2 separate regions of the Mus musculus genome follow, and region 2 is linked to region 1. The links are chromatin loops, found by intact Hi-C in ENCODE. Cell type or tissue: heart. All regions are shown on one strand. Each heading gives the region's core, and the rest is flanking DNA. Links, peaks and the distances in the headings are about the cores only.

Evidence for each region. Peaks named below come from ENCODE experiments on the same cell type or tissue, not always from the same donor. Only the 100,000 strongest peaks of a DNase experiment are listed, where the experiment ranks them.
Region 2: it touches region 1 in a loop (6-fold over the local background); 13 of 42 quality-filtered maps call a loop at or near these places.

The regions. Positions count from the first base shown.
Region 1 is chr6:126,952,767-126,960,766 of GRCm38, reverse strand. It overlaps D6Wsu163e (DNA segment, Chr 6, Wayne State University 163, expressed), which reads right to left. Exons shown (of 14, transcript NM_138594.3): 7 at 5,926-6,032; 8 at 5,435-5,632; 9 at 4,790-4,918. Among named protein-coding and RNA genes, the nearest start is that of D6Wsu163e, 17 kb to the right of the region's middle. In heart, for the core only: a CTCF peak has its summit at 4,858 (motif pointing left); no DNase peak of the experiment used is centred there.
Region 2 is chr6:127,026,807-127,043,196 of GRCm38, reverse strand. No RefSeq gene overlaps it. Among named protein-coding and RNA genes, the nearest start is that of Fgf6, 19 kb to the right of the region's middle. In heart, for the core only: a CTCF peak has its summit at 8,187 (motif pointing right); no DNase peak of the experiment used is centred there; H3K4me3 peaks cover 290 bases; H3K27ac peaks cover 456 bases.

The sequences.
Region 1 (8,000 bases), core at 1-8,000:
CCCTATCTGAACACACTAGCTGTGTAACGCTCCCTGCCTGAACACACTAGCTGTGTAACGCTCCCTGTCTGAACACACTAGCTGTGTAACGCTCCCTGTCTGAACACACTAGCTGTGTAACGCTCCCTGTCTGAACACACTAGCTGTGTAACGCTCCCTGTCTGAACACACTAGCTGTGTAACGCTGCCTGTCTGAACACACTAGCTGTGTAACGCTCCCTGTCTGAACACACTAGCTGTGTAACGCTCCCTTTCTGAACACATTAGCTGTGTAACGCTCCCTGTCTGAACACACTAGCTGTGTAACGCTCCCTGTCTGAACACACTAGCTGTGTAACGCTGCCTGTCTGAACACACTAGCTGTGTAACGCTGCCTGTCTGAACACACTAGCTGTGTAACGCTCCCTGTCTGAACACACTAGCTGTGTAACGCTCCCTGTCTGAACACACTAGCTGTGTAACGCTCCCTGTCTGAACACACTAGCTGTGTAACGCTGCCTGTCTGAACACACTAGCTGTGTAACGCTCCCTGTCTGAACACACTAGCTGTGTAAGGCTCCCTGTCTGAACACACTAGCTGTGTAACGCTCCCTGTCTGAACACACTAGCTGTGTAACGCTCCCTGTCTGAACACACTAGCTGTGTAACGCTCCCTGTCTGAACACACTAGCTGTGTAACGCTGCCTGTCTGAACACACTAGCTGTGTAACGCTGCCTGTCTGAACACACTAGCTGTGTAACGCTCCCTGTCTGAACACACTAGCTGTGTAATGCTGCCTGTCTGAACACACTAGCTGTGTAACGCTCCCTGTCTGAACACACTAGCTGTGTAACGCTCCCTGTCTGAACACACTAGCTGTGTAACGCTCCCTGTCTGAACACACTAGCTGTGTAACGCTCCCTGTCTGAACACACTAGCTGTGTAACGCTGCCTGTCTGAACACACTAGCTGTGTAACGCTGCCTGTCTGAACACACTAGCTGTGTAACGCTCCCTGTCTGAACACACTAGCTGTGTAACGCTCCCTGTCTGAACACACTAGCTGTGTAACGCTCCCTGTCTGAACACACTAGCTGTGTTAAGCTCCCTGTCTGAACACACTAGCTGTGTAACGCTGCCTGTCTGAACACACTAGCTGTGTAACGCTGCCTGTCTGAACACACTAGCTGTGTAACGCTCCCTGTCTGAACACACTAGCTGTGTAACGCTCCCTGTCTGAACACACTAGCTGTGTAACGCTCCCTGTCTGAACACACTAGCTGTGTAACGCTCCCTATCTGAACACACTAGCTGTGTAACGCTCCCTTTCTGAACACACTAGCTGTGTAACGCTCCCTGTCTGAACACACTAGCTGTGTAACGCTGCCTGTCTGAACACACTAGCTGTGTAACGCTGCCTGTCTGAACACACTAGCTGTGTAACGCTCCCTGTCTGAACACACTAGCTGTGTAACGCTGCCTGTCTGAACACACTAGCTGTGTAAGGCTGCCTGTCTGAACACACTAGCTGTGTAACGCTCCCTGTCTGAACACACTAGCTGTGTAAGGCTCCCTGTCTGAACACACTAGCTGTGTAACGCTCCCTGTCTGAACACACTAGCTGTGTAACACTCCCTGTCTGAACACACTAGCTGTGTAACGCTGCCTAGTGACTTACACCAGTATGTCTTCTAAACACACAGTTTATGAGCACGATGGGTGGACAGAAAGCTCGGAGTGGTTTGTATGCGTATTTCATGCAGCAGAGCAGAGCCTGGCAACTGACTGCAAGTAAGCAGTGGGTTATAGCACAGACTTCAAGGAGCGAACTCTCCAATTCTAATTACACAGGGAATGGACAAACTCCCTATCAGAAGCAGACCCAGGGGAGAGCACAGCAAATGGCTGTAGAGTGGCAAACAGTCAGCTCCCCAAACAGGCACACAATAGTGTTGCATGGACTCAGCAGGTTCCATTTGGGAATAAATATATACATACAAATACAATATCTACATGCAGTAACAACTCATGAAGAAAAGAGAGCACACATTTTAAGGATAGAGGGCAGGGTAGATGGGAAGGTGTGGAGGGAGGAAAGAGAAGGAAGAAACGTAATTAAAATACAATCTCAAAATAAACAGAAAAGAGAAAAAGAAACAAGAGAGGAGCTCACAGCCCACTCTTCTGCCCAGGTTTTTACGAGTCACATGTTCCTTAGCAGTAAAAGGAGGTGATTTTGATGGAAAATATGATATTCATATGTTTTATCATAAACTATGAAAATACAATGAACATAACAACCACAGTAAAAAATGAATGAGAGACCTTAGAATAAACAGGTACTTGTATATCAGGATGCAAGCGTGATGAACAAAAAATGTAGTCGTGTGCAGATGAAGAAGACTCAGAAGTTTTTTCCCAAGACTTTCTATAACATACAAGTGCCTTTAAGAGGCTGAAGGAGGAGGATCACAAGTTCAAGGCTAGCCTAGGCTACACAGTGAGTTCTGGGAAGGCTGGGTACATACTGAGACCCCATCTTAAAACAACCAAACAAACAAAAAAAGAAAGTTGGTCTTTTACAAAGTGCCTTACTCTACTGCCTCATTCAAATCACAACACAGTTGCTTTCACAAGAACAAAATCCCAAGCCACATACGTGCCACCTTAAATGTAGGTGGTTTTCAAACTCCCTGTCGTGTACTGCACGCTATAGCTCACAGACGTAAAATCCTCCTCCCTTGCCCACACCCATGACCTCCACCTTCACACACTCTGTCACTACGACTGAGATTAAAAATCCTTGGACGGAGCTGAGGGAGCAAAGAGAAGGGAAAAGTGAGAAAATTATCTAACTAAAATGCATTAAACATTTTAAAACATATATGGGAACATATTTCTGACCACATCATCACTTGCTTGGGAGGTGGAGGAAGAGGATAACAGCATAAGAAGACACCGTGAACTACTCTACACAGTCCTCTGTTGGGATCACCTCTATACTGGTGTCCTGGTCCTGAAATGTAATGGTGCTCCAGCAGAGCCACAATTATTTATTGTTATTTATGTACTACTGCTTACAATTAAATATTGAAGAATAAATACCTACTCACGGGGGACTGACCCGCCCCAGGTACCTGCAATGCACTACTACACAACAGCAAAGGGCACGAAGGGGCTTCTGGACTGAGGGCCTGGCCTCCAGGGCAGGCCCTCAGTGCAATGCCTACGGAGCCACATGTATACAAAGTGTCACTGTGTAAGAAGGACAACTAGACACACATGCTTCTGTACATACAAACATATCTGGAAGGCACAGGCAGGCAGGATAGGAAGGAGGGGCAGCAGCCCCCTTCCATCTCAGTTTTCCCTTCTGTGGTCTCAGTTATCCACCATCAGCTGTGGTTCAGAAACATCAAACAACTCCAAAGATAACAGCTCACAAGTCTTCAATTGCATGCCAATCCAAGCAACAAGACGAAGTGTCACACCACCCTATTCTGTTCCATTCAGGACATAACTCATCCCTCTGACCAGTGGATTCACAGTGTGCATTGCTACCTGCTGGGTTTCACAGCTTGAGACCAGCGATGCTGACGATTCAGATGTGACAAAGAGAAGCCCGTTAAGTGAAAGGTGAAAACTGACAAGTTATGTACATGTAATAAAGACTAGGATGGATGCAAGTTCAGTACTGCCCGTGGACTGCAGCATCTCCTGGTGCTCCTGGAGCACCATCCAGAAGGAAGACTTACTGAGGACAGTCTGGAACCGTTGAACTAACAGAACAAAGTAACAGCTAACATGGGATGAGGAAGGGGAAAACACAGAGATATTGGTCAAGGGATATGAAGTTTGTTCTACAGGCTGAATAAGTTTCAGAGAGCTGATGCATAAAAATATGGCTATGACCCACTACATACGTGACCCTTATCAAGGCACAGCCCTGATGCTCTCACCACAGGGAGCCAAGGAGCAGCCTCTCGGGCGACAGACACTTTGCTTAGTTTGGGGTGATTAGTGTGGCTATGATTTGAAGACATAGCATCCTTCATTGGCTCATGATTTAAATGCTAGCTTCCCAATTGGTGGCACTCTTTTGGAAGGTTCTAGAATTTCAGAAGTTAGGGCAGGGTAGATGAAGTAGAAGTAATTATAAAGTATACTTCAGTACGTTTGAAAAATTTCCAACAAAATTCTAAGTAATTTGAAAGGACGTTGTATTGTAGATAAATACAGGGAAAAAGAGTCTTTTAACCACAACAGTCTCTCTCTCTCTCTCTCTCCCTCTCTCTCTCTCTCTGTCTCTCTCTCTCTAGAACAACTAAAACAGCCCTAAAGTCACAAAGCCAGAGATGGCTCAGGGCTGGGGTGCACGCCGTGGACCAGCACATGCGTGGCATGAGAAGGGGCTGCAGTCAATCCCTAGCACCAGACAAAAATATGAACACGGAAAACCTCGGGTTTGTTCCATTTTAACTGTGACTTTAATGCCCTTTATAGACATGGTCTAGCCATTAGAGACAGTGTGGTTCGAAAGCAAACTTTTCGAAAGCTCTTACTTAAGTATGGCAATGAAATTTTATCATGGTTTTTACTAAAGATCTTGAAAGAAAAATCAACTGAGAAAAAAAAGGAAGAAAGAAAGAGAGAAAGAAAGGAAAGGGAAAGAAAGAAAGAGAAAATTTGGGGGAAAACCCCTAGCTTCTGAAGATATTAAATTTTGGGTTTTTTGTAAGCCCCGCTGCTATGAACTCTGCGTGCTTTAGTGGTTGGTGTCTAGGGGCTTTAAGGATGCTGCATCACTGACCGCGGGCCTCTTTGCACTTGCTCTTGCGTTGGGTTCTCGCGTACAGCGCCACCTGCTGGACAACTTCCAGTTGTTCCTCAATCCGTGGGAAGTGGAAGTCCGTACATTCTTGGCAAACTGTGGCAAAATCTAAGGGATCCAAAGCATCATTCTAAGTGTAAACCATCAAAAATTTATCATTTACTTATAGAAAATGAGATCTAAGGGGGAGATGAAGTTTGTAAATATGATTTCTTGTTGTTTGTAATAACCGCACATTTGAATGTGTGGGTACAACAATTTCTCCCAACACTCCACTCTCAGAAGTACATTCTAATACACCTCCAAGTCATCTTTAAATAACACACACTATGGTTATAATCTATCCCCAGTGTCTGTAAACAATAAGAAGTGCTGGTTTTGTTTGACTTGGACGGCATGGGGGACACTGGGTAAGATCACTCAGCAGGCCCTGTTCTAAAATAAAAAATGTACTTATAGTTAGATTATTATTTTTACTTGTCTGTTACTCCACCACTTAGAAAGCAGAGGCAGGAGGACTGCTTTGAGTTCAAGATCAGGATGGGCTACAGTGTGAGACTCCTCTACAAAAATGGAATTACTGAGAGAAATGTGGTGAGATAGATCTGCATGGTACCTACTCACCTCTTTTGATGCCGCTATATGAATTAATTCGATTATCTACTAGCAAAACCAGGCCACAGAGAGACGTGGAGTAGAGGGACAGTGCTGTCTGCAGACGGTGGAGCTTCACGCCGCTCCCGTGAGTTCTCTTATGCTTACAGAAGTCCAGCATGTCTGCCCTCAGCAGCCGCAGGTTGTGCATGGTCTTCAACTGGGCTCCTAGGGGTGGACAGCACAGAGAGACACCGAGACAGCTACAGAAATCCTATAGTGGATGCAAACGTCTGTGACAAGACTGTGGGTAGATCCATGTCCCAAATAATAACTAAAAGTGGCTCTCCCGTCGCCCATGTTAATAGCCATTATAATTGATCTGCAAATATGTTAGCTAGAACATAAACTCTAGCCTTTGTGGAGCGGGTGGTGAGTTGGGGCCAGATACAGAGGGCAGGTCCTGCTCACTGCAGGACGTCCGCCCGAGGCTCCTTGTGCTGCTGAGGGAGCTCCCATACCCAGGTGAATGGTGAAGCTCTCCTCCAGCTTCCTCTGTTCCTCGTAGATCCTCCCAGCAGCGTCCGCAGACTCTCTGAACTGACTCGGCTGCACTTTAATCTCTTCACTGAAATTAATACAATTACGGTTATACCCATTGCACAGTCACCACAAGTTCTGTCAGAGAACAGTAAGCTCGCCACGAAACGAGAGAACTGAACAGCTGACACAGAGCTTAATTTCTCCCTAAAGTCATGTTAATCCACGGTGACAAGCAAGAGCACAGCAGCAGCGGCTCCCGAAAGCCCCACACGTCCTCTACTTCCTCCTCAGAGCAAGCAATGCGGATGATTCTCTTCAGTCATTACAATATCAACTAACACATCTCCACTTAGTATTTCCTAGTGGTTTAAAAATGATTCAGGGATTAGCTGAGGAACTAATATGTAATATCATTAAAAGCCATATCAGACATACATAAGAATTCTCAAGACAGGGCAAATTCTAAACAAAATTATAAAATAGATGAGGTGACAGCAATGAAGATTAAAAATTAAAACCTTGGGCTGCTGTGATGGCTCAGCAGGTAAAAGCCCTTGCTTCACAAGGCTGGCAGAGCATTAAGTTTGATGCTAGGACGGATTGCGGGAGGAAAAAAACTTCTGCAAGTGTCCTCTAATTTTCCCACTGCTCACTCATACACACACACACCCACACACATATACACATATTCACACACACACACATATACACAAACACACACACGATTATAATGATAATGATGATGACCATTATAATAACAGTAATTTACAAGACAGTTTTAAGTGCTTTTAATTAAAAGGCCAGATAAATCAAGAACCGAAAGGTTCCTTTGACACTTCCCTGTCTGGATGCATTCTCTTCTCACTAGACAGTTTTCTTTGCTCTGGGGTAAAGTTATCCTAGAGAAGCTATGACCACATAACTGCTCAATTCAAACCCATGGCACTAGGCAATGACGGAAAGTGGATGGTCCCAAAGGTGGGCAGGGGCATGAGGACAGCCTGCTTTCATCGGTGCACACTTTTCAAAGGGTGTTGTCATACAAGGATGTCAACAGAAATCAGCCAAAAATCTCACCAGAGTTCTAAAAGGTCATGTGCAGGGTAGAAGTCACTTTAGCCCAGGTCGGAGCCACAGACTCCTGCACCTGAACTCTCTCATCAGTCTCCACAAACTGTGTCCAAGGAAACACGGGACGGGAGATGAGAGATGCCTCTCGAATGACTGACATCCGAGCCAGACACAAGGCTTGCTCCAGACTGGAGCTGGACTGACAGGCAACCGACCTGGACACAGGTAGACCAGGGCTGTGGTGTAGCTAAACAGTAGATGGCTTGACCCACAGCAAATGACAGAAAACAAGACGCCATTGCTGTGCGAGGACAGCTGCACAGAGAGCTCTCACTCCACGGCACGGGTGTGCAAAGACCGCTGGATGCTGAGGATGGGGCTGCGTGCAGAGAAAAACTCGCAAACCCGAGTTCCAGCCCAGAGCAGCATCCAGCTACTATACAAAATGGAGCCGTTTGGGCACTGACTGTATAGATAACAGATCTGCTGCCCTGCTGACAAAATGTGAATCTTCTAAATAGCGATGGCCCATTAACTTCTGCACATAATTGCTCTCTGGCTAAATATATTCCTCTTTTGACAAGGTCTTACTTTGTAGTGCCTCGATATATAAACCAGGCTGGCCTCAAACTCAGAGATGAATCCGTCACTGCTCAAGTGCTGGGATTAGAGACATGGGCTGCCACTCCCTGCTGAAATCTCTTAATCCAATACCTACAGTAGAAAGCAGGAGGGGGAAGGGCTGGCTATGGTAGCACACACCCAGGATCCCAGCACCAAGAAGGCACAGGAAGGAAGGTCACTGCTAGCTAAGCCAGGCCAGTCTGCATCAACAGATGTCTGCTTTTAAAAGGTAAAAGTGAAACAATAAAAAAGCAAGCTGCAGAGCAGGAGCAAGGATGGACAAAACCTCTGAGGACAAACACACCCAGACAGTGTAAGCACACAGGCAACATCTGAGGACAGACACACATCCAGACGG
Region 2 (16,390 bases), core at 5,187-13,186, 77 kb before region 1:
CTCTTTCTTTCCTTCTCTTTCTTTCCTTCTCTTCCTTCCTTTCTTTCTTTCTTTCTTTCTTTCTTTCTTTCTTTCTTTCTTTCTTTCCTTCTTTCTTTCTTTCTTCTTGACAGGGTCTCTCTATACAGTCCTGGCTATCCTGGTACTAGCTATGTAGACCAGGCTAGTCTTGAACTCACAGAGATCCTCCCACCTCTGTTTCCAGAGTTCTGGGATTAAAGGAGTGCACCATCACATCTGGCTCTTTAAATTATTTTGTTATGTGTATGTAGGTGTGTGTGTGTGTGTGTGTGTGTGTGTGTGTGTGTGTGTGTGCAGGTGCCTGTAGAGGTCAAAGGAGGACATTAGATTCCCTGAAACTGAAGTCAGGAGCCACCTGACATGGTTCTAGGAACGAAACTCAGGTCTTCAGCCACAGCAGCAAGGACTCTTGGCCATCAAGTCATCTATCTCTCCAGCCCCCTGTTTATCTGCTTCATACAGTACCTCTTTACAGCCTCTCTGGGCAGGAAGTATCATCATCAAACAAGTCAATGAAGCTGAGAACTAGTTGATTGTCCACCAGCTGCATATGGAGCTGAGATGTGCACTGATAGCCCTCTACCTTCACAGGCACATAAGGCTGAAGTAGGGAAAGCACCCAGGAGGCAAGGGCCTGCGGAAGGCATGAAGGGGCATTGAGATGGGACTCTCAGGGAAGACACAAGACATCCAGGTAAATTAAGGATGAAGAGTGAATAACTTTAGGCCATCTAGATGACTCAGTGGATAAGGACATGTGCCACCAAATTTGACAATCTAAGTTTGAGCCCAGGGACCCACATGGTAGAAGGAGAGAACTGACTCCTTCCAGTTGCCCTATGACCTCCACATATGCACTGTGATATGTATATATTCACACCAATACCCACACCCACATAAACAAACAAACAAACAAATATAAACAATGGAAATTTCTGAAGAGAACGACTAATTTATTGTATTATTGTAGTAGAAATAAGTAATAGTAATTGTTATTGTCATAAGCTACATGGTCTTATATAGCCCAGGCTGACTTCAATATATGGGAGTAACTTGCTGTTGGCCTGAAGTCTCCATTGAGTCTCCCCTTTTCTTTTCTGCATCTAACAACATAACACAAGAAGCAGGAAAGCTGTGCAATAGGTGAGACCAGGGATCCTGAAGACAAACTTGATGGTCTTAGTATGGAGTCAAGCTAGTCTGCATCCCACTTCATCAGCATCATGTGCAAGAAAGGAAGTTACCAGGCCGATGTGGGATGGTTTTTTGGATGTGAGAAGGTGTCTTTGAATTCAGCCTGCACCTACAGTGATGGATGAGCCTTGAAGTCATAACACTAATGGAAAAAGTCAGATGAGGAAGTACAGATGTGGTAGGATCCTTCCTCCAGGAACCATGTAGAATAGGCAGGCAGTGCACAGAGACAGGAAGTGGGATGGGTGTTGTCATGAGATGGAAAGAGAGGAGGAATTGGAAATCGGTGGTTTACAGATTGGCACAGAATGATGGTAAAAGAGTCATAAAGAGGATTGGTGATGGTGGTTACACATGGTAAGCATCTACCCAATGCCATCAACTTGGTGCATATATCAGCACTGCATTGCTACAACAAAATGCCCGAAGCAGCTGACTTACATAGATAAAAAGGTTTTGTAGATCACTGTTTTTGAGATTCAAAGTCTAACATTGGTCAAGGTTTGAGTCTCTGTTGGTTTGTCCTCTGGTGGGAACACTGGATTATGGTGGAAGTCTATGGGAACAAAAGTCCATATGTTAAACAGGAGTTCAGAGACTAAAGATAGTTAGGACTTGATTCTTTCAGAAAAGTCTTCTACCAAGACCTTCTACCTTAGAACTTCCTACTAATCCCACCCCCCAACGGCCCTATTCTCACCCACAGTGTCACCATGCAGACCAAGCCTTCAATGACAATGGACCCTTGATAGACACTCGCCAAACTTTAGCTGCCTTAAATACATTTTTTTTTTTTTTAGTCAGACGTGATGGAGACACCTAAAGTCTCAGTTATACCCGGAAGCTCATGGGTAGCAGTAACACAGAAAGATCCCATTTCTTTTTTTAAAAAGGGAATCCTATATTATATGTATCTATACAGAGCAATACAGAAAGCCCCCAGATGGGGCTGCAGCCAGCTTGCAGCAGGTTGCAACAGCCATGAGAACTACAGAATCATAGAAGCAGCAGACTCTTCCTGGAGCTCAGTGCCAGTCAGGCCAAGAGAGGCTTTTGGGACTCAGAGGAGAGCATACTGCAGACAGAGGCTCAGCCTCCACAGCTGCTCATTATTCTGCCTTACAGGGTTAGGAGTACCAGCCTCTGGCTCCCTTGCTCTCCTCCACCCCTGCTGCAATGAGCTAATCTCCAAAAAGAGCCTTTGCACTTCCCAGAAAGATGGTCTATAAATACAGCATCTTCTTGTAAACCAGGACTCCAAGGTGATGGGCAAATCACCAGAGGTGTCCAGATGGGGTAAGAAGGGTCTCAGTACGATTAAATTTAGTCCTGGTCGTTTAGCTCAGATCACTGGCTCCCTCAGCCTGATGAGGACTCTGTACACTGTTCGTGACTCAGGGATCCATCGTCAGCCTCAGATAGAAGCTTCATGAGTTAATGTGGGGTTTGGAAGTGAGTAAAAATATCTATCAATACTGTTGGTATATCCCCAAGGTCCCAACTTTGGTCACCCTGTCTCTGCTAAATTCAGATCAGACACATTTATCCACTGATCAGACAAAACCTTACAAGGAAGCATCAGGAAGAGGCCAGGGAGGGCGATGAGTCACTTGGTGATGGGTCTCCATACTCTCTAGTAGCAAGATGGAATTCAGCAGCTCTCTACCCTGACACCCAACACTTACAATAACAAAAATTCCGGATTGTCATCTTTACTATGTGCAATGAAGCTCACAGTCGATTCAACTCACCTATACATTCATAAAAGCTTCAACTGCAGGGGAAAGAAAAGGCAAGTAAGTAGCTTAACATACTCTGTTGTCCAATGCCTTAAACACTTGGACACAGCTACATAACAGGACAGTAGAAGCAGTGAGTCCTGACACACACCCGTAATTCCTGTCTAGAGACTGAGGCTTCAAGGTCTGGAGTTCCAGGACAACAAGGGCCACAGGAGAAGACTGTGCCTCAACCAACAAGGACAAGGAGACCATGGCTTTCACAGATACTCACATGGAGTTACATAGATGCATGTGGAATTAGGAAGGAAGAACAAGAAAAAAATTCTGCTGAAAATTATCTATGGATTTTTTTGAGATTTGAAATAGGGTTAAATAAAAGTGTGTGTGAGAGAGACAGAAACAGACAGACACAGAGAAAGAGACAGACAGAGACACGGAGAAAGAGAGAGACAGAGAGACACAGACACAGAGAGAGTGCCTCTGTGAATGATACACTATGGTTATGTTAATATGATTTTTCCAAAACAGTAAAGGATTCAAGGGTTTCAAGTAAAAGAAATCATCATATTTCCTCTCCATCCACACTCTAGCTGGAAAGTTCCGGACGCCGTGACTCCCTTGTGCCTTCTGTGGAGCAGATTTGACTCTGGCTCAGACTCACAAGCCCTTGTTTTAGCCATGTGACATTCCAAAGGCTGAGCAGAGTAATTCTTCATCATGGAGACTGCATGCTCTGCAAAGAGACCGTTGCTTTCAGTCTCTGCCACTGACAGCTGCCACGCCAACCCCAGTGGAATCTGTGTGACAAGTTCCACAGACTGAGGCAAAAACTTCAAGGGAAGGTGTCCTCCTCGAACCAGTTGTGGAACTCTTGGCCAGAGAAAAAAATATTGAGCCGTAGTTCTCATGGCATTTTATCTGTTTTATCTTCTTTTATTCTTTTTCTTACTTATGAGATGTTCCTGATAGCCTAGGCTAAAGTTTTTAGTGAGAATAATGGGTACGAGAGCATCCCTTGAGATGGGGGGCACTAGCCATGACCTTATCTCCGGGGAAACCAGTGTTTCACTTTATAAATCATTTACAAGATAGTAATGATAGATAAAAACTTTCCCAGTAGGGAAATGCAAATCAAAACAACCCCGAGATTCCACCTCACACCAGCCAGAATGGCTAGGATCAAAAATTCAGGTGACAGCAGATGCTGGCGAGGATGTGGAGAAAGAGGAACACTTCTCCATTGTTGGTGGAATTGCAAGCTTGTACAACCATTCTGGAAATCAGTCTGGCGGTTCCTCAGAAAATTGGACATAGTACTACCGGAGGATCCTGCAATACCTCTCCTGGGCATATATCCAGAAGATGTTCCAACCGGTAAGAAGGACACATGCTCAACTATGTTCATAGCAGCCTTATTTGTAATAGCTGGAAAGAACCCAAATGCCCCTCAACAGAGGAATGGATACAGAAAATGTGGAACATTTACACAATGGAGTACTACTCAGCTATTAAAAGAATGAATTTATGAAATTCCTAGGCAAATGGATGGACCTGGAGGGCATCATCCTGAGTGAGGTAACCCAATCACAAAAGAACTCACATGATATGTACTCACTGATAAAAAAAAAAAAAGTGGATATTATCCCAGAAACTTAGGATACCCAAGATACAAGATACAATTTGCAAAACACATGAAACTCAAGAAGAATGAAGACGAAAGTGTGGACACTTTGCTCCTTCTTAGAATTGGGAACAAAACACACATGGAAGTAGTTACAGAGACAAAGATTGGAACTGAGATGAAAGGATGGACCATTTAGAGACTGCTATACGTGGGGATCCATCCCATAATCAGCCCCCAAACGCTGACATCATTGCACACACTAGCAAGATGTTGCTGAAAGGACCCTGATATAGCTGTCTCTTAGGAGGCTATGCCAGGGCCTAGCAAACACATAAGTGGAGGCTCACAGTCAGCTATTGGATGGATCACAGGGCCCCCAAAGGAGGAGCTAGAGAAAGTACCCAAGGAGCTAAAGGGATCTGCAACCCTATAGGTGGAACAACAATATGAACTAACCAATACCCCTTCCCCCCCCCCCACCCCCCCGGAGCTCATGTCTCTAGTTGCATATGTATCAGAAGATGACCTAGTCTGCCATCCATGGAAAGAGAGGCCCATTGGTCTTGCAAACTTTATCTGCCTCAGTACAGGGGAACGCCAGGGCCAAGAAGTGGGAGGGGGGGAGGAGGGCTTGGGGGACTTATGGGGTAGCATTGGAAATGTAAATGAAGAAAATACCTAATTAATAAAAAAAAAGAAGAAAAAAATCACAGAAAAAAACAAAAACAAAAATCTTTCCCAGCAATAAGTTTCATATGGCTACACGTGTGTCATCAGAAGTGGGCTTTGGTATATTGTTCTAGAAAGCTTTAAATAAAAAGAATTAAGATAGTTTAAATTTACATTTTGAAGATTTACAGAAAGAACAGGTACTAGATGTTGAATAATAACTGACCACAACAATGTATTAACCTGTTGCTGGAGTTGTGCCACTAGCCTTGGATGATATTTGTGCTTTCCTGTGCCAAATGACTATGATGATGTCTGTCCTACCAGTGACTGCTTCATTGAACCCATCTTTTCAGAATTGTAATAGTTGTTTCTTTATATATAAAAACCCTCGATTAAGAGCCACAAAATACACTCAGATTCAAACTGTGTTTCTGTTTGTCACTGCCGAATCCTTATCCACCTACCCTTGTCCCAGGAACCCCTATACCCTATTGGGGTAGTCCGTGGCAGACAGTCACTTTCCCCAGTCATTGTGACAAGCAAGCACCTCCCGTAAGGAACCTGAGGGCTCCCTTGAGGACTCTTGGCTTAGCCTGTCTGTAAGCACCCAGCATTCACTGAGCCAGCTCCTGTCCCGGTCTTCACTTGGATGTCTTTACTCTGGAGCAGGGAAAGGAGGCAGAACCACTCTGTCTTGCTGTGCTGGAAGGGCCAAGTCAGCCAGAGGAGTCCACTGTGAGATGACTTCAGATCATCACCACAAACACACTATCATCCTTGCTCCTGTAATGACTGAAGCTTCTTTAAACGTGTGTGTGTGTGTGTGTGTGTGTGTGTGTGTGTGTGTGTGTGCGCGCACACACACACACGTTAGCCTATGATTTCATCAGATCCATGTATTGATTCTGCAAGGCAGCAGGGTAAGGATCCAAACCAGACTGAAGAGATGACACCAAGAGAGCTTGTGAGACCCCAGGGCTTGACTCCTGGCCAGCCTGCCATGATGTGTAACCATTTTGCGCTGTGAGGTGGACCAGTGGTTGTGTCCACTTTGTTAGAACAGAAGCCCCCAGAACACAGCCTCCTGCTGCCTCTCTTGCCCACCATTCTTTGTAAACACTCTGCCATTGTTTCCAATGAGTAGCCGGAAATATTCACTAATTAGCTCCTTCCAGTCTGTTATCCTTTTCCTGTGATTCTCTCTGGGTCACGCTTCTTGGTGGCAAATGTCCACGGCAGGCAGCTCACCACTGTCTAAAAGGTAGTTTGTGGCTCCTTAGCATAGCTTTCACATTCTGTCTTCAACTCTCATTTCTCTGCCCATCCATCCACGTACGCCACCCATTCTCTAGGGCAGGGCTTCCTAAACTGGGCTCATGACCCAATGTGGAGTCACAGAACTCAGTGTGGAGTTGTGAAAAAAAATTAGCAACAATAAACAATTCTCAATCAATGCCCAATGACTAAAAATAAAAATTCAAAATCAAGCTCGAAATGAATCTGGTGTGTGTGGCACTGCTTGCATGTGGCGAGTCATGCACTACAGCCTTGGTACCAAGACATAGTACATAGTTTTGGTACCAAAACATAGTGTACATTTCTGTGTCTCACATGCCTGTGATGCTACCTGTACCACCACCCACTCCCAGCTTAGATTCCAGATGGCCATGTATTATAGATTGCTTCCCTCCACCCCCAACAACACAGCTTTCTACTTTATATAAGCATAAAGATTTAATTATGGAAAACAGACTTCTAATTTCTTACTGTAGAACTCAGCACGCATCAGCGCTTTGGGGTTGGATTGAGTGAGACAGACAAGTACAGCCATCTCACAGTATGCAAATTAGCTCTCATCCTTAGTAAAATGGTAAAGTCATAGCTATGCCTGTGTTTGATTCTGTTGCTGTGATTTAACTACAACAACAAAAAAATCAACCAACCAACCAACCAACCAACCAAACAAACAAACAAACAAAAACCCACTCTAACCAAAAGCAGTTTAGAGATAGAAAGGATTTATTCAATGTCACTTTTAGGTCCCAGTCTGTAAGAGAAGTTGGGCAGGAACAAGGGAAGAGCTTGAAGCAGAGATCGTGGAGGAACACAATGCTGGCTCGTTTACTCACAAGCTCCACCTAAGAATGGTGCCGGGTCTTCCTGCACCAAAGCTCAATAGTCGAGGCTAATCTCCACTGACATCCTCACAGACCAATCTGAACAAGGCAGTTCCTCTGTGGAAGCTTCCCTCTCTGGTAATTCTAGGCTGTGTGTAACTTGACAATTCAAGCTAACTAGGACAAATACCAATGGGTCATTTAAAAATGAATGCCCTTGTGATTCATTACCAGCAAATGCTTTGTCTGGTAATCTATTTTATGTACCTTTCTCTGAGCCACCCTGTGCCACTAACAACTCCATTAACTCATTTTAAGGGCGAGGAAAGTGCGGAACTCTCAGTTTAACCTTCACTCCCGTTCAATTTCATGGAAGAGGAGACTGAGGCTGACACAGCATGCCTAGGACCAACTATCTCTAGAACGACGCCCTCAAGTCTCTGACTCCTGATGTCTATGCCATCGGTGCATGCTCTCGGCCTCCACTGAGCAGAACCCATGCTTTGCTGGGACTGGAGCCCAGACAGGGGCCCTCTTCGTTTAGAATGTTCCCTCTCCCTCCCGTTCCTCCCAGCTCTTCTGTAAGTCTCATCACCCTCTCTTCCCAGTGACTCACTTCAGCAAAGTCCTAGGCAAACTGTGTAAGCCTCAGTTCCCTCTTCCATAAACTTCAGCAAGTTTAAGTGGGCTCTGACTTTAAGCATCACCGAGCTCTCTCTAGGCAGGGACTGATCTATTTACTCCTAAACCCAGCACCCAAGCCCCTACTCACAGTTGCCCTGCTTAGGCTGTAGTGATGAGTACAGCTTAGGTAACAACCACAAGGGGGCAGAGCCCACGGTGCTGGAGACAGGAAGTGAAGCTTGGAAAACCGAAGTGTGTTTATTCAGAAAAATAAGCAGCGTTGTGACACACGTGGAAGAACACAGAAAGAAGGGTAGAAAGAGACAATTTGGGGGGAAATTTTGGAGTTTCTAAAGCGTTCGAAATGCACTGAGGAATTTAGCATTTTCTGATGAACAGCGTTCTGTACTGCGTAGAATGTTTACATTTTTCGTTTCTCAAATAGGATTTTATCAACCAGCCAAGAAACTCATAACCCAGTCGGTATGCTTACAGAAAGCATACATTTATATCTTCCAGGATGATTAAAAAATAATTAACATTCTTTTCTACAAATTTCCTCCCTAATTTGGCTGCCTCTCATTTCTTCCCAGTGGCTGCATATGAATTTGAAATATTTTAAACAGAATTATATGGGGCGGGGCTTCATGAAGCAGGCATGTTTCTGGAGAACCTAGCTTGGGACATCTGTTAGTGAAGGTGATGGAGGTCCTACCCCAAACCTTTGCCTAGGCAAGTAGAGCACAGAGAAAAAGCATCAGTGAGTGGCTGGCTTTCTAAAGAGGCAGACTGAGGGGAAAGACCCCCACAGAAGATAAAGTCACTGGACTGTGGAAGCAAGGGATTTACAGAGGCAGGAGCCTCTGAGGAAGCCAAAGCCACTCCTAGTGAGAATGTGGGCATTTTGGAAGCCAAGAAAACACAAGTGAATCTTCGAACAGACCTGCTCACGTGGGGGTCTCCCTCTCACCTGCAGCCAGCATCCATTGGTCCAGAGGAGGAGACTGGAGGACAGAGAAGAAAGGAGCCACAATCTCCCCTCCTCCTCGCATCCAAGGGAGGAGTCTTATTGTAAATGAAGAGCCATGTGCACTCCACTCTGTTACCTGGATTTATTGTTTCTGACTTGTCACTGCATTTTGCAGCTTGAGAGGACTCCACGGTTCTTCAGATAGCTGTGAGGGGACAGACAATTTGCCAGGCTGCCTTCTTTTGCATCTAGAGACACTAACCACTGACTGAATTTAAAAAGAGCAACGAGAGACAGAAATAAAATTGCTCTGCAATAGCACCCTTCAGCTGTGCTTGTCCACATATTAAATTTGTTTTATACGGAAGGCTGGAGGAAGTGCTGACATCGGAGCCGCAATGGCCTTCAGGAGGGAAGATTATTAGTGGAGATTACTTCCTAATGTCTGGGGGCTTTGGCCAGCTTTCAGGCTAGGTAATAAATTACCTAAGATAAAGCAAATTAAAATAAACATGTACTCTTTTTTTAAAGTGTGCACTGGTGTTTGTATTTCTGCATATATTTCTGTATGAGGGTGTCAGATACCCTGGAACTAGAATTACAAGTTGTAAGCCGCCATATAGGTACTGGGAATTAAACCCAGGACCTCTAAAAAAAACAGTCAGTGTTCTCAACTGACTGAGCCATCTCTCCAGCCCCAAGAAAGGTATACTTTGACAGATGCTTCAGTCCAACACTCATTATGGGGAAGCATGCGTACAGGGTCTGCTCCCTTTGTGGTTGGCTGGGAAGCAAAGAAGAGGATGGAATATGGCATGTCCTTCAAATGCCCACTCCTCAACCCTGAATGTTCTCTCCCACTAAGACCCCCATAGTTTTATACTAGAGAAATAACCCGTGGCCTTGTGCATGCTAAGCAGGTGCTCTAGCATGAAGTCACAGTTCCAGATCACTGGTGCCGTCTTTTGAAGATGTCATGACCTCCAAATGTTTGCCAAGAGGCTGGAGAGCAATTGTTCAGCAGAGGTGCCTTGGAGGGGACATTTACGATTTAAGCCATAATAATGGTGCTTTCTACATTTTTGACCAAGGAGATGTCTTAATTTTATAATCAGGACAATGATTTGGTAAGGTGGGGGGGATGGCTTAATGGTTAAAAGTACTGGCTGTTCTTCCAGAGGAACCATGGTGGCTCATGGCTGTCTGTTACTCCAGTTCCAGGGGATGCCTTCTTCTGTCCTCCAAGGGTACCAGGTTCACACATGTTATAAAGACACATGTAGGAAAAATACCCATGATCATAAAATTAAAAGTTTAAGAACTTTAGAAAGGATTGAAAAGAATAAGTTTTTAAATAAATAAAATTCAAGTTATGTAAGAAGAAATCCTATTTGGCTTCTGTTCAGAAGCAAAGTCCTGCTGACCTGTGATGGAGGAGGCCTGATCCCCATATGGCAGAACAAAAGGTGATGATGGACACCAACAAGAGTGAGTGTTCACTTCCTGTGCCCACGACTCTGGCCTCTCACACTGCCCCATCTCCCCTGGATCTCTGTTCTCAGTGCCAACCTATGTACCCTCCACTCTAGGCAGAACCTGAAAATCCATAACGCTTAGGAGTTCCAGGTGGGGCTTGCTTAGGGTGGGAATTTCCATGCTCACATAAACGCTTCTTTCCTGTCTTTCTTTCCCAGCCCAGGGTGTGAGCAAGAGGGTCTTCCACAGAGAAGGTCATATCATACAACATGGCTGTTCCACCACGGCAGAGGGCTTCTTAACCTTGCCTCCACTGCTATTCGTGGCCAAATGGTTCTCTGTGTTGGGGTTCTTCAGCAGATGTAAGATGTGCAATAGAATCCCTTGCCCTTTCCCCCTAGATACTAAGAAGCATCCATCAAGTGGTTGTGATAACCAGAATAGTCTCTAGACACTATCAAATGTCCCCTAGATGTCAAAATCCCTGCTTCAGATGTAACAGCCTATCTCACTTGTCCACAAGAATAGGGTCCCCAATTTGGGGCTGTTTATGTGCATGGCAGAAACCTTCCAGAATGTAACCCATGTCCCCACCACTGACATTTTCCTGGAATGTTGTTAAAAATGACATCAAATATGAGGTCAGGCTTCCCCAGGTGGCAACGAGACTCTTCAATAGACTGTTCTCCTTCATCCACCAACTCATAGGTTGAAGCCCTGATCTCACATGTGACTGTATTTGGAGATGGGGGTCATTAAGGAGGCCATTAAACTTAAAGCCATTTGGAAGGGTCCTGATCTGACAGGATTGTGGATCTGTAAGGGTAGTAAAAGACACTGACCAAGGTTCCTCTTCTCATACACAGGGAAAGCTGTGAGCAGAGACATGAGGAAAGCATGCCAGCAGGCCAGGACTCACTAAAGACCATTGCCATCTAGCCTTGACCCTATACTCCAGCCTCTAGAACATTGAGAAAATTAGTCTGTTGTCTAAGATGCCATCTTCAGGATTTTGTGCTGGCAGTTTAAGATGACTAATGTAGGCATTAATGCACTTCCAGGGAAACAGGCAACATCTGTGACTTGGGGACCTGGAACAATCTTGACTCAGGAAGTTTGTAGGGCCCATGGCAGAGGGAATGTCCCACCAAAACAGGAAGAAGTTTTGATGAAATTACTAATTATTAATCATTGATACAGACAATAAATCCCTCAGTTGGCCAGCTCTGAGAATTAGGCCCTCTTCAAGCCTCCCATATGGTAATGGTCCTTTATTCACTGTACAAGCTAGTTTTGTGTCGACTTGACACAGCTGGGGTTATCACAGAGAAAGAAACTTCAGTCAGGGAAGTACCTCCATGAGATCCAGTTGTGGGGTATTTTCTCAATTAGTGATCAAGGGGGAAAGGCCCCTTGTGGGTGGGACCATCCCTGGGCTAGCAGTCTTGGGTTCTATAAGAGAGCAGGCTGAGCAAGTCAGTAAAGAACATCCCTCCAGGGCCTCTGCATCAGCTCCTGCTTTCTGACCTGTTTGAGTTCCAGTCTTGACTTTCTTTGGTGGTGAACAGCAATGTGGAAGAGTAAGCTAAATAAACCCTTTCCTCCCCAAGTGCTTCTTGGTCATGATGCTTGTGCAGAAATAGAAACCCTGACTAAGACACCCACTTTGTCTACTTCAGGACCTCTCCATACTTTGGTTGTATGACTTTTTTTCCTAAACTGAGCATTGAATTCACTGTGGGTTGGGATCAGGGATGCATCCAAAGTGTTATGATGAAATACCATTACATGTTGAAACACCACTGGCCATTGAGAGTTTTGCATGTCTTGCAATTTCATTCAGCACGAGAGTGGAGGAGAAGCTGGGCATCGTGGTACACACTCAGAAATCTAGGACTCGAGAGGCTGAGGCAGGAGCATTTTAGCTTGAGGCCAGGATGGGCTGTGAGACCCTGATTGTCTCCAGAGATTGGGGTAGAGTAGAGAGTAGGGTAGGGGTAAGGTCAGGGTAGAGTAGGGTAGGGGTAAGGCTAGAGAATAACCAGGACAGATGTTTTGAGTGAGTATGGATAGAGTATGGCATATTCCTGGGATATTGTTGTCACAACAACAAAACTATTGGATATCTGATATGTAATTGTTCTTTGTCACCATGGTTCTTTTTTTCTAAGACATAGGGAAGGAAAGACAGTTGTCCTTTTGTGGGTGTCTGTTTCTCAGGTGAGGCAGTACCCTTTGATCTATGTCCATGTCAACATATGTTTGGTCTGGAGTCTCATGCTGCGATGGGCCTGACAAGCTAGCTTCCTTTGACCCTTTTAGGGATCATGAATTGTCATGAAGAGAATCTGAGCCCTCCAAGGTTCATCTCAGCCAATGGTGGAGGCGTAGATTCACCCTGTAAGCAGCATCCTGGGGTCAGGGCTGTGGTTGAGATGGTAGGTCCAATGCCTCTCTCCCTCCCTCCACCACTAATCTATCCTTCCAGAGTCTCCTCTAACCTGAGACAGTTCAATTGGAAGCCTCCGATTTGTTTTTGCTTCCCAAGTTATTTCAAGTCCACCCTCGACGACATGCTCCTACCAGCAAGGGCACACCTCCTAACTCTGCCCCCAAAGTTCCACCAGCTGGGGATTCAGTGTTCAAACATTTGAGCCTAAGGGGGGCATTCTCACTTAAGCCACTACACTACAATACAATAACAATTAATATATATATATATATATATATATATATATATATATATATATATATATATATATGTGTGTGTGTGTGTGTGTGTGTGTACATATATATATATATGTATATATATATATATATACACATATATATATCTGAGAGCTTTAACTTCACTTATGGTCAGGAGTCTACAGGCCTGAAGGTAGGGGTCTCACAAAGAGGATGTGTGATGGGATCAAACATAATCTTTACAGCACAGTCTCTCACTGCCTCTCCTGAGCATCCTGAACCCCATCAACACTGCCTCCTCCACCCAGATCTATCATTTTGTACCTGCAACAATGACTACATTTTAGATCCAAGAGGACGCCATGTTCTCTCCCCATTCCCTAGTAGCTTTACCTTCAAGCATCTCTGGACACTCCCTCTCTCTTGCCTTCCAGCACCCAGCTTCTCCCCTACCCTCAGTCAAACACCCTTAAAATTTCAGCTTTCTTCAGGATGGATTCTCTGATCCACATGTGTGAGGTCAGGGCCTTGTTCTAAGCTCCCCACTACACAGGAGGTTCCATACTTTCATTCTTGTTTCCTGGAATTATTTCACACCTTCCTTGGGAGTCAATAAACCCATGTAAAGTTTGTCAAAATTATATTCTAAGGGCCCAGCATGGGTTCTGGAACATAGAAGGAGGTTAGAAATATGAACTGCATGAATAAATTCAGGAATATGCCAAGCACCACAAGGTTCTTCCAAGAATGTCTGGAGGTATCCAGAGCCCAGCATCTCTCAGATGAAGCCATGTGGTACGGGAGGAAGCATGTGAGAGAGGGGATTGTTAGAGCAAGAATATGCAAGGGACTAGTAATGGCCTGGTGATGGGAAGCCAGGAAGGGCATTGTGAGGGGTAGAAGGGCTTACAGTCCTTTGTCCTCAGTGTCTTTACTCAGTCCTAGGGAAGGACTTCATAAGGGATGATGGCTCCCCTTGCTCAGAAGTTCTGCCATTCTACTCCTCCTGCTAGACAATAATTTTCAGTGTCAGAGCTGCCCAGGAACACGTAGTAAAAATGGGCCCCTGGACCTGCTTGGAGTTCCATTCGAGTCTATGGAGTGGGCCTGCGGATCTATGGGGTAATCTGATGGTTTTTTGTCCTCACCCAAATTCTTTTTGCAATATTAAAAATAAAATCACTTGGAGGGGGATGGGAGGAGTTGGGAAGAAGAGAGAGATTGCATAATCTCCTCTTCTGTCTTTTCTCCCAACTCCTCTCATTCCCCACAAGGTGAGCTTATATATATATATATGATGTACATATTTTAAGTTTATGCCTATGAGTATTTTGCCTTTACATATGTCAGTGTACCATGTGCACACAATGCCCTCAGAATTGGAATAACAGAGTTGTGAGCTGTGGATACTGGGAGCTAAATCTAGGTCTGCTGGCAGAGCAGCAGGTTCTTTTAACCATTAAGTCATCTCTCTACCCCCACATGAGTTTTTACAATGCCTATCTCTGAGCGAATGGGTGAGGTCTGCTGTGCTTCTCCTGTATTCTCCAAACTTACTCCAACTCAGGATGAGCCACTCATTAAGTAGCTCTAGGTGTGTGCATGAATAAATGGGTCCCAATGTAGAAAATAATTGCTTATAATTAAGGCAGAGAGAGAAGGCACTGTAGCTTCCTTATGTATTTGATCATTTCCTTTTCCCCTTTTGGACAAACACCCTATTAGTAACAAGAGTGATGGGCTCCCCACAATTTCTTCCTGCCTTCATCATCCACAGCACCAAAAACCTTTGTCTGCCTCCCCCACATTGCCCCCACTTCCTGGTTCTCAGATAGGGGGTAGACAATTGACAAAAAAAAAAAATTAACTACAACCCAGAGATTTGTTGTCAGTTTTAATAGGAGGGGCGGAGTCAAACAGTTTAGAGAAACGTATAAAAAGACCTTTAACTTCTTGCTGGGACATGTTATGGTTTGTGCACAGCACATACATATTAAACATTAGAAGCATCACATTTCTCAAGCACATGATTGAACAGCTTCTGGATCTCCTACCTACCGTCCTCAAGCCCGAGAACAGTTCTGCACCAGGACCCAGCCCGAGGTCCTTAACAATGAAGACAAAGAGAACCTTGTCTGAGGCTGGGGTTTCAGTAGTTCATGAGGTATACAAACATGGTTCCATTATGACTGTCTGCATGCTGCCTTAGAGTCAAGAGCTGGTTGAAGGTAGCCACTCGCCTCCTGCGCGGGGGAGAGGAGCCATCCACTCAGATGTAAGCACAGGCTGCAGTATTTCTGTAGGTTCTAGCCTTGCCCCCAACATCCCTGCCTTTGGTGTTTTCTTCAGGAAAGTGACAAGCATGGCTGGTCTGTCTTGGAGAGGGAGGGTAGGAGTAGCTCATACAGATCCACTGTGCAGAGGAACTGTCACATGGTCTGTAACAAGTGGCTTAGAGCTTATCTTAGGGGAAAATGTAAGGATAGAAAGTTGTAGAAGGCTTCTCGCTTAGCTTTGCACAAAAAGGGGACGGAAGGGAATCTTAGTTGAGATGCTATACTGGAGTCCTGGGGGCCAGCGACCACACATGGTAACTGTTCGCCCAAGTGACCACAACAATGACCAATGACCAAGTGACCAATGACAAGGGCGATGGGAGTCATGGATTCTTCAATGTCCTTCCTTCCTCAAAACTCACACAGAGTGAGAACCTGGGAAACCTGTGGTCTCAGGACAGGAAAGGGGGCTCAAAGCCGTACAGGAAGAATGTCAAACTTAACAAGCTGGGACTGGGACAGCATCAGATGTCAGGTCTGGGCTGTTCATCTAGAGATACACTTCTAAGAGAAAGACAGGTTGTACTCTGACCCAGAGGACAAGAAAAAAACCGGTTCTTTTTAAACCATACTCTGGTTGTGACTGAGAGCGTGGAGCAATGTGTGAGGATAGGTTTGTCTGTCAGAGGAACTGTGGGATGCAGCAGTCTCTGAAGGTATTGATGGGGTATTAATGATCAGATTGCATACTGTCTTCGTCAAAAATGTATCAAAAGTCGGAAGCAAAGTGGTGTCACGAGGTGGTGGAGCAATGCAGTGTTTGCCTTCATATCTTTGCATGTGAGTTCAGTGTTCTTGGAGCTTGGAGAGAGAGACTGGTAGACATTAGGGAGTTACAGATGGTTATGGCCATCTTGTGGCTACAGGGAACTGAACCCAGATTCTCTGGCAGAGCATCGAGTGCTCTTGACCACTGAGCCAACTCT